Linked DNA regions of Homo sapiens: region 1 is linked to region 2. Evidence: chromatin loops called from intact Hi-C (ENCODE). Cell type or tissue: breast epithelium. All regions are shown on one strand. Links, peaks and the distances in the headings refer to the core of each region. The heading gives the core; the rest is flanking DNA.

Region 1 (5,374 bases), core at 215-5,214, 72 kb after region 2:
GGAGACACCTTAAGACAGATCCAGAGTTAGGAGCCAAGAACTAGAGAGCTTGACATTAGTACAGAGGAAGAAGAGATACGCCCAGGGGCTGCCCAACACCACACTTCATTCTCCTAGCTGGGCCCAGAAGGATGAAGGGCATACTTTAGAAATCTTAGCCTGCTAGTGGGCTCTGATCACCGTGGAAGCAGACTATTGCCCAACCTGGGTACTTGAGTAAAGTGGTGCTATTAATATTTATGCCAGAATAAGGGTGCAGTCCAGGCTGGGCAACGCTAGGGGAGGAGGGCAGATGGTTTTGTTTTTTGTTTTTTTTTTTGAGCCAGAGTCTCACTTTGCCACCCAGGCTGGAGTGTGTGGCACAATCATAGCTCACTGCAGCTTCGAATTCCCAGGCTCAAGTGATCCTCCTGCCTCAGCCTTCCGAGTAGCTGAGACTACAGGTGTGCATCACTACCCCGGGGTTTATGGGCACCCTACACTTGTGTTTCCCATTTGGGAGCTTCATTACTGGGCTTTCCAGTAGTTGAGTCAACTCAGTGCATTGTTTTAAAGATTGCCCACTTCTTACCTTTGAGAGCTGAGTACTCTATTTTCTGCTTGATTTTGGCAAGTTCCACCACGTAAGCTGCTTTCTGAGTAAGAATGAGTTGCCGCTGCCGTGCTTTGAAGCCTTTTCTGTCATATTTAATGACCGGGACACCATACTGCAAGGGGAAGGTGACTTCACCAGGGAAGGTGGGGCAGAGTACCGAGTTTCTTGCTACTCAGACACCGGTAAAGTGATGTCAAGCATTTAGAAAAGCTCAAACAGATTTTGCGTGTATGTGTGTGTGTGTGTGTGTGTGTGTGTGTGTGTGTGTGTATATACACACATATATACGTACACATACATACACACATATATACGTACACATATATACACACATATATACGTACACATATACACACACATATACGTACACATATACACACACATATACGTACACATATACACACACATATACGTACACATATACACACATATACGTACACATATACACACATACGTACACATATACACACACATACGTACACATATACACACATATATACGTACACATATACACACATATACGTACACATATATACACACATACGTACACATATATACACACATACGTACACATATATACACACACACACACACACATATATATATATATATATATTTTTTTTTTTTTCCTGGCTCTCTGCATGATGGGGATTTGGATCCCTAGCTCTGCCTACCTGCGTTGCCCTCTGAGGAAGTCAAGGCTATGGCTGCCTGCCTTGCAGGTCTGCTCTGATGGTCAGAGATGAAAACTCTCACAGCCACAGTGTAATCCAATCCAGTCACAGTGGCTTCTATTCCCCAGGGAACAAAAAAAAAAAAAAAAAAAAAAAGAGCAGACACTGGCACACACGATCACCAGGGCTTCACCTGCTGCTGCGTGCCAGGCAGCAGCCTGAGCACCTCTCGCCCACCGACTCATTCATCCTCTCAGTAAACCCATCATCCTCATTCACAGAAGATCAGAGGCACCAAGAGCTTAAGTGACCTGCCCAGGATCTCACGGCTGCTACGTTCAAAGCAAGTGTCAGTGCCCAGGCACTATGCCACACTGCCTCTCACCAATAAGGGGGTGTTTCGTGATTAAGTTCATGGCTACACTTCATTCAATTTTGTAGGAAAGCAAACCAAGACAGTTTCTAGGGTGACGGAGGTGTCATGAGAACAGCAGCCATTATCTAATCATCATTTGTTCCCCATCATCTTAGTTAATACCCAAAGCATCACAGTTGAGAGCCCCAGCTGCCCAGCTGCACCCCTGCATTTAAATAGTGCGCCCTTTATGGAGAAAGGGGACCCTGCTCTTAGACTCGATGAGGGAATCCTGTTTGAGACTGAGGACACACATCGCCTTACCTGGATTTTCTCATGGCTAATTAGCTGAAGCACTTTCGGATTAATGTCTCCTTCATCTAGAGAGGGAACCAGAAGGCCATGAATCATCACTAAAGTACCAATCCTGTGGAAAAGTCATTGGTATCTGCTAGTTTTGTTATGCATCTCTGTGCTAAGATCTCAGGTGGGGAAATAGCCATCAGGAAATGCTGCAGAGTTGAGCATCTGCCTTTGACTTATTTTTTTGGAGACAGAGTCTCGCTCTGTCTCCCAGGCTGGAGTGCAGTGGCATGATCTCGGCTCACTGCGTCCTCCGCCTCCTGGGTTCAAGCCATTCTCCTGCCTCTGCCTCCCGAGTAGTTGGGACTACAGGTGGACACCACCACGCCCTGCTAATATTTTGTATTTTAGTTGAGATGGGGTTTCGCCATGTTGGCCAGGCTGGTCTCGAACTCCTGAGCTCAGGCAATCCGCCCACCTCGGCCTCCCAAAGTGCTGAGATTATGGGCATGAGCCACCGCACCCCACCCTTTAACTCCTTTTAGAATTGGAAAGCCAAGTACATAGGCTGGAAAATGTACTTACCTATCCGACTGTTGACAAAGGGTTGATTTAAACTTTCTGTGTAGCCGTCTTTCCTTCCCCTGAAGATTTCACTTGTAACTACCTTTTGCTGCATCTGGTAATACACAATTGAAAGTATAAAAATGGTAGCCACAGGCTTCTTTGGGATAGAAGAGCTCTAGACCCATTGAGGTCACATCCTTTGCTGGATAAACTGTGGGAGCCTTGTTACCCTGGAGCATACAAGTCAGAACACCTTCCTGGCTTTGGCCAAAATGCCCTGAAAGTCATATTGGTAGAGACTGGGTTGACGTTTCTGCTCGTTCCCTTACTACCTTCCTGAAAGTGGATTTTCCAGAGTTCCAAGAGCAGTTTCTTGTAGATCAGGGATTGGGAAACCACAGCCTGCAGGCCAAACTCAGCCTGCTGTCCCTTTTTGTAAGTAACATTCTATTGGGACAGAGCCATGCCATTCATGCACACATTGTCCATGGCTGCTTTCTCACTGTAGCAGCAGAGTTGAGTAATTCCAACAGAGAAAGGCCACAAACCCTGAAATAGTTACTCTTCTAGCCCTTTACACAAAAGACCCGCAGGTTAGCACGGTGAAAAACAGATTTCCAGCAGAAAGGGGTCTACATTCTCTGCTCCGGTGGATGGATGGCAGGAGCCGTTGTGATTGTGTTCCCATGGTAACAAACGGAGCCATGCTGATTACAGTAACAGCTGGCATTCATCCAGGGCTCTCTGCAGGTCTACCTGCAATTATCTTGAACATTTCAAAGCATGGGACTAGCATGACCCCCGCTTATAGGTGAAATGGTGGATGAGGAGGACTGACACTCAGGACCCACTCTTACACCCACCCCCACCACCGGCCACCGCAGACATCATGTCCCTACCATTGCTTTCCGCTCAGCTGTGATCCCGCGGCAGTACTTCTGCACCAGGTTCCTCACGCACATTTTCCTGAGCAGATCTGATGCCTGTGTGGAGAACACACTTCTTTCCACTTGCCTCACTCACTCCCTGTCTGGGGCTGTGGCGATCAAAATGAAGCTTTAAAAAAACACTGCTGAATTCAGTTTGATTTCAAGCACAGTGTTAATATTTTATATTTTATAGTCACAGCAGCTAACCTGATCCTCTCCCAACTTTTTGCTGTTGCTTAACGAATGATTCTCAAACTTGAATATGTTTATGACTCACCTGCAGAACTGGCTATAATGAGATTCCTGGAGATTCTGACTCAGTGGGTCCAAAGTGGAGCCCGGGACTCTTACAACAGCCCCGCCTCTAAGTTCCAGACACAGAGGGTCCTCAGATCATCTCTTGAGGGATGCTATTCTAGGAAGGCTACGTCAGGAATAGAAATGATTCGAAAGTACTCTGTCGGCTGGGCACGGTGACTCGCACCTGTAATCCCAGCACTTTGGGAGGCTGAGGCGGACAGATCATTTGAGGTCAGGAGTTCGAGACTAACCTGGCCAACATGGCAAAACTCCGTCTCTACTAAAAATACAAAAATTAGCCAGGCATGGTGGCGGGCGCCTGTAATCTCAGTTATTCAGGGGGGCTGACACACCAGAATCACTTGAGCCTAGGAGGCGGAGGTTGCAGTGAGCCAAGATCGCGCCACTGCACTCTAGCCTGGGTGACAGAGCAAGACTCCATCTCAAAAAAAAAAAAAAAGTGCTCTGTTTAAACAACCTCCAGTGGCTTTATAATGCTACTAAGGACACTCCAGTGGCTTTATAATGCTACTAAGGACATCGCAAATTCTGAGGAGTTCAATTTCTTGTGCAGCATCCTTGGGAAGAAGGGCTTTGCCAGGGCAGCCCTTTCAAGCCAAAGGGAGGCAGCACAAAGACATGCAAGAGTTAAGCTTCGTCAGTGCCCGTGCTACTTACAACACTGGAAATCCCAGATTAGTCCTTACATTTTCCAAGATGCCAGGAGGCCTCAGCCAGCTCTTGTCCAGGACAGTCTTTGGAAGGTGATACCGGAGATTCAAGATGTAATTCTTCCGCACAAACACGATAAATTCCTCGTTGTCAGGACAGAGGGGTTTGTTGCGACTGATGAATCCTTTAATGAACCTAAAAAGGAAAATGTTTTCTTACTTTTCTGGACCATTTCTTCACCGAGATTTACATTCTCTTCCCCCTTCTTTGATTCAGAGGCGGCCAAAGTGGTAGAGGCTGTGGAGATGACCACATAGGCCAGAGGCCAAATCTGCCCCACATATATGTTCGATTTCACCCACACGGCCTTTTGTTTTGTTTTGAGGAGCTTTAATTAGCTGCCAATTTTAAAAAGTTAGGAAGCAGGGCATAAAAGCCAGATTTCAAGGCTGGGCATGGTGGCTCATGCCTGTAATCCCAGCATTTTGGCAGGCTGAGGCAGGCGGATCATTTGAGGTCAAGAATTCGAGACTAGCCTGACCAACATGGTGAAACCCTGTCTCTCTACTAAAAATACAAAAAATTTAGCCGGGTGTGGTGGTGTGTGCCTGTAATCTCAGCTACTTGGAAGGCTGAGGCAGGAGAATCGCTTGAACCCAGAAGGCGGAGGTTGCAGTGAGCCGAGATCACACCATTGTACTCCAGCCTGGGCGACAGAGTGAGACTCCATCTCAAACAAAAAAAACAAACAACAACAACAAAACCCCAAAAGCCAGATTTCAGCGTTCCTTGAAAATTCAAGCCATCTGGCTACATTTCCCCACAGCAGCAGTAAACTGGAATGGGCTAGTTACCGCCCCACCTTGAGGTAGACTGAGCGTTCCAGTTTGCTGGTCTCCACCATGCCCTGTTGTCTTATCCCAGCCCATGAGACTCACTCACTTTACCTGCCTGGCATCAGAAGGCATTTGACTTTGTG
Region 2 (5,374 bases), core at 313-5,312:
CCTCTGTGCCTTCAAGCCCACCACAGTCCCACCAGTAATATTTCTCAATTACTGCTTGAAAGGAACCCTCTCTCCTTATTCTTAAGATTCTGCTAAACCTATTTAGAAAGAGCATGACTCTTTGCCCCATCCTGGGCTCAAGAATCAGCACCCTAATACCATTTAAATCAAGTCAGCTGAATGAATACATAAATCTAACCACAGCTGTTTTTTTAAAAATGGGAATCTCCCCCAAAGTCAAGAACTTTATTAAATACAAATAAGAACAGTAACAGCTGGGCACAGTGGCTCACGCCTGTAATCCCAGCACTTTGAGAGGCCGAGGCAGGTGGATCACCTGAGGTCGGGAGTTCGAGACCAGCCTGACCAACAGGGAGAAACCCCAACTCTACTAAAAATATAGAATTAGCTGGGCGTGGTGGCACATGCCTGTAATCCCAGCTACTCGGGAGGCTGAGGCAGGAGAATCGCTTGAACTTGGGAGGCGCAGGTTGTGGTGAGCCAAGATCGTACCATCACACTCCAGCCTGGGCAACAAGAGTGAAACTCTGTCTCAAAACAACAACAACAACAACAAAAAAACAGTAATAATAGTAACAACAACAGGAAATACTATATACCAGTGGGTGCTAGTATATTTTCATTTAATTATTATGTTAACTCTATTAGGCAAATATGATTGTAACAAAAAAAGCAATGACCAACAGCCCCTTAAGAAGAAAGGGGATGGGCCAGTCGCGGTGGCTCACGCCTGTAATCCCAGCACTTTGGGAGGCCTAGGCGGGCGGATCATGAGGTCAGGAGATCGAGACCATCCTGGCTAACACGGTGAAACCCCGTCTCCACTAAAAATACAAAAAATTAGCTGGGCGTGGTGGCGAGCACCTGTAGTCCCAGCTACTCGGGAGGCTGAGGCAGGAGAATGGCGTGAACCCGGTAGGTGGAGCTTGCAGTGAGCTGAGATCGCGCCACTGCACTCCAGCCTGGGCGACAGAGCGAGACTCTGTCTTAATAAAAAAAAAAAAAGAAGAAGAAAGGGGATGGTACTGAGTGGAGGAACTACTGTTCAGTGAAGCATCTTGCTGAGGCTGGTTGACAGATCTAGACGTGACAGGACTGACGTGCTCTGAGTAGAACCAAAAGCCCTGAGAGGTTCCAGGGCCATGCAGAAGAGAGGGGACAGATTGGGGACACAGGGAGGGAGGCTGGTGATAGGAATGAAGGGTGCTCCTACCTCTCCCCTCCATGGCAGGGGAACTGTAGGACTTTTGAGAACAGGTGTTTGTCATGTGGAGTCGTGTAGTTTGTGACACAACTACTTCCTATGACCCCAAATCTTTGGCATGACCACCTGAAGGGGTGCTGTTTGGTGATACACAGGCGGAAGGCGAGTTACATCTGGGTCAATCCAGTATGGGGTGGAGATAGCAGAAGACACAGAAACAGAACTAAAGAGACAGAAGTGACCACAGAAAGCCTGGACAGGGCTCTGGATTTCTATGGGGCATGGAAGAAAGTCTGAGGCAAGCTTATCCAGGCTGCAAGGGCTGGGCAACCTCAGCGACTGCAGTGGACAGTTGGGTACGGATCATTCTCCCCATTCTACAGATGAAGACCTTACTCACCCAAGGCTACACAGTTGGTGGGCAGGGGGATGGAATGAAATCCAAAGCCCAGACACAGCCCCCATACTACAAAGCCTCTGCCCACTCCACACCTCTTAGGCCTTCTGGGTAAACACAAAAGGCAGAGAGGACTTAAGGGCCAGCCAGGGGATGAGTCACACATAAACAGGTAAAAGCGATGTAAGAGGGTGCAGAAAATGAAGTGCTGTGCACGTGAGCCAGGCAGAGCTGAGGCTTTAACAAATGTTAAGGAAAACAAGAAAGGCATTATAGTGAAATCGAGAACAAGGGAGAGGTTCAACATTTAGGGCAGATGGTATAATGGTAACAGAGCAGAGAGAGCCTATTACCCTCCTGTGTACTCCAGCAAGAATATTTCAATGGCAGAGGGCAGCACACATGCCACTAAGGGGAGCTTGAAGCTTGAGATGGGCGGAGGGGCAACAAGACAGCCCATCTGCTCTGAAAACACCAAGCCTTAGATACTCCCCCAGGACCTGCAATCACGGAGCAGGAAGGGGCAGGAGATGACGAGGGCCCCATTTTCCTGAGGGAGGACATTTTATGAACTAAGGACAAACAACCTTGATGACATATTTAAGCAAAATTCCCAAAAGAAAAAAAAAATGTGGGGATTACTATATACCCTGGACTTAAAAGTCATTCCAATTTATCTCAGCGGTTCCCTGACTTTCTTATTCACAGCACCTCTATCACTGCAGTAACTTTTTTCATGGTACTCCTAGGCCAAAAGAAATCCCTAGCAGTCCTTTTTACTAGGTAGTTAGGTCCCAAATATTTATGTCCTAAGACCTCAGTTGCTGTATTTTACAAATGCACATACTTTGAAATATAAAATATTTTTATTTTGTTCTTACAAGCCAGCTTTGCAAACATCATTAAAAAGAATGTAGTGCAATCTCATGTTGAAACCACGAACTACTCTGAACTAGCAGTTCATGTGGTGTCTCACTGTGTTCTCCTCAGAAATTTAAAATATTGTGCAGCACCTCCAGTGGCCACAGCACACGTGAACCACAGAGAAACAGAGCGGAGGGTCTAGACGATGTGTTATGGGAATGCAATGGTCAGAGGCTGATTTCACAGACACGCGGGTCCAGGAGGAGGGGCTGCATTTTAAACCAGACACCACCAAACCAGATGAGGCCCAGGAGATGAAGGCTGGAGCCTATTTCAAACAAAGACGAGGTGGAGAGGCTAAGGATACTACACTTGGAAAACACAAGCCCCACATGCAAACGGGAGCTGCCAACAGATCACAGAAGATAAAAGAAGCCACTTTTAGGGGTTGTTCAAGGACCAAAGGGTAGAAGTTACAGAGAAGCACAGTTCATGATGAGGAAGAATGTTCTATCTTTTGGAAAAGTAAAGCCACAGAACAGCCTGTTTTGCAAAGCTGTGCATTTTCTATTGGAAGCAAGGTCAGGGACATCATAGCAGGGGCTCCCTCAAGGAAGGCACATTTGATTAAGTAATTGCCGTAAGGCCCTTCACTTCTGAGAGTTTGCCAAGTGCAGTAAGAATTTAAACAGCCACATTGTTTGCACATCACTGCTTGAGGGGGAAAGAATAGCAACCATAAGTATTAAAGTCAAGGACAGAACAGTATCAGACAGCAGTGAGGATGAAATACCTCTGAAAAATGAGATTTAATTTACAAAAATATGATTTATGCTCTTTTCTAAAAATATGTCTACTTCGTTAAAAAAAGAAAAAGAAAATAGAACAGGAGAAAAATAAAGGACACAACCTAGACTCCTAGAAGACTCTTCTAAGAGGAGCTGAGTGTTGTCGCAGCATCGGACATTTCCAGAGTGCCTGCCACTCACCAGGGACGTGAGCCATGCTTGCTACCCTCATTTCCTGGATGCTCCTGCCACAGCCCAATCCTCCCCAAGTCTCTCTCATCCCCCGGGTGTGTGGCACTCTCCTGGTTTCCCTCCTTCCCTCCTCGTGTTGGCCCTCTGTGGGACGGGTCCTGCAGGGCTCTGCCTCAGTGCCCTGGACTTCTCACTCCGTCTGACTCCCCAACCACCTCGCCCAGGTTATGGGGGGAGTCAGCAGACTTGGGTGCTGTCTGATTCCCTGACTACCTCACCCAGTCCATGGGGGCAGTCAGGAGATTTGGGTGCTCTCCCCACACAAGCTCCTCCCTCCTGAATGCCAGACCCCCTTTCCAATGGCTTCCAGGAGCCAGAGACATCTCACATCCTACCTGCTCGATGCTGAACTCGCCGCCATGTCCCAGTCCTGCTCTTCCACCTCAGGAAAACACCCCCCAAGTACCCAAGCCAGACACCCGAGCATCACCTGAATTCTTCCTTTCTTTCCCCTTGGGATGTGACCATTCTCTGAGGCCTCCTTAAAAATCTCTTGACTTGCTCATCTTTTGACTCCCAGGGCCCACCCTAGTGCAGGACAGCTTGCTTTAACACCCCTGCCTCTAGCCAGCCCTCCACGCTGCAGCCAAGATGACCTTCCTGAAGTATGGCTCTGACCAGGTGCCTCCTAAGCTTCCAGCCCTCCGGTGGCTTTGCAGAAAGCCCTTGCTCCCAGCCTTGGTTTCTAAGGCTGTCTTGCTCTAGTTCCTACTACCCTCCTCGGCTTCCTCTTGACCCCATCCTTTCTATTCTCTCCAGCCACACTGCACATTTGACTCTCCAAAAGCACCTCATCCTTTCTAACTCAGCCTTTCAACACTGTCCACTTTTGCCCGTGGGACCCTTTCCTGTCCCCTTTCCCTCCCTCCAGCTGGTCAGGTCTCCGTACCTGGGCTGCCACTCCACCAGCATCGCCAGTTCACACTGTCTTCTCCAGCTCTGTACCCCAGCACTGGGTGTAACCTCACCAAAGTAATAGCAACCACCGTTTCCTTGTGCTGAATGAATGATCCCACTTAGTCACCTCCAATTGCCATAGCAAGGATGGAAAGGCAGGAACCACGTGGGGGAATAGAAAGACACATCGGGGCCCAGCTCTGAGTGCAACTCACGTTTTTGTGAGGGATGACATGTGGGATGTACTGCAGGATCAACTGTGCCCGTTTTCTGTCCCTGTCGAGTTCTTGGAAGAGCACGCTAGGTTTGAGATCCCTTGAGAAGAAAGACATGGGTTTGGGAGAATTAAAAGAAGGAAACCATCCTCTAGTGTGAGGCTGGGAAATGACACCATGTGGGCCACATGCAGGGTGCTGTCTGTTTCTCAAGAGTCTGATGGGAACATGACCATACTCATTCATACATGTATAGCCTATGGCAGCTTTTGTGCTACAAGAGCAGAGTTGAGTAGCTACAACAGAGACTGTCTGGTCCACAAAGCCTAAAGTCATCTGGCCCTTTACAGAAGTTTGCCAGTCCCTGCTCTAGTGCCACAGCTTCAGCAGTTGCCATAAAGCTTGAACTCATTGATAAAAATGCAGATACATGCCTATGTTCAGTTGTGATAGGAGGATTTCCCCCACCCCATTACTCTCCAAAAAACCTAAAAGCAGTTTTTACTCTAGTAATTCTGCTAATAAAAACTGCCTTTTAACTCTCATGCTCTGTTGCTCAGCTCAGCTAAAAGACCTCTTCCTAGTTTGGATGAGAAATGTATGCTAAATATAATCTGGCTCTGTTGCCATTAATTAACTCTAATCATATTTGGTGTAAACATCTCTTAACAGAAGCGTCCTGACAGGTGCTTCACAGGGACAGCAGCTCTCTTTACACAAATGAACAGACAAAATG

What was found. A loop is a pair of places that touch in the nucleus more often than their neighbours do. Peaks named below come from ENCODE experiments on the same cell type or tissue, not always from the same donor. Only the 100,000 strongest peaks of a DNase experiment are listed, where the experiment ranks them.
Region 1: a loop joins it to region 2, with 15 times the contacts of the local background. A loop is called at or near these places in 3 of 110 quality-filtered maps.

What each region holds. Positions count from the first base shown.
Region 1 is chr12:109,438,847-109,444,220 of GRCh38, reverse strand. It overlaps MYO1H (myosin IH), which reads right to left. Exons shown (of 32, transcript NM_001101421.4): 24 at 4,431-4,590; 25 at 3,394-3,477; 26 at 2,513-2,606; 27 at 1,949-2,004; 28 at 572-707; 29 at 1-8. Among named protein-coding and RNA genes, the nearest start is that of KCTD10, 36 kb to the left of the region's middle. In breast epithelium, for the core only: no CTCF peak of the experiment used is centred there; DNase peaks (open chromatin) are centred at 2,920 and 4,872; H3K27ac peaks cover 3,397 bases.
Region 2 is chr12:109,510,568-109,515,941 of GRCh38, reverse strand. It overlaps UBE3B (ubiquitin protein ligase E3B), which reads right to left. Exons shown (of 28, transcript NM_130466.4): 18 at 4,639-4,738. Among named protein-coding and RNA genes, the nearest start is that of UBE3B, 36 kb to the right of the region's middle. In breast epithelium, for the core only: no CTCF peak of the experiment used is centred there; no DNase peak of the experiment used is centred there.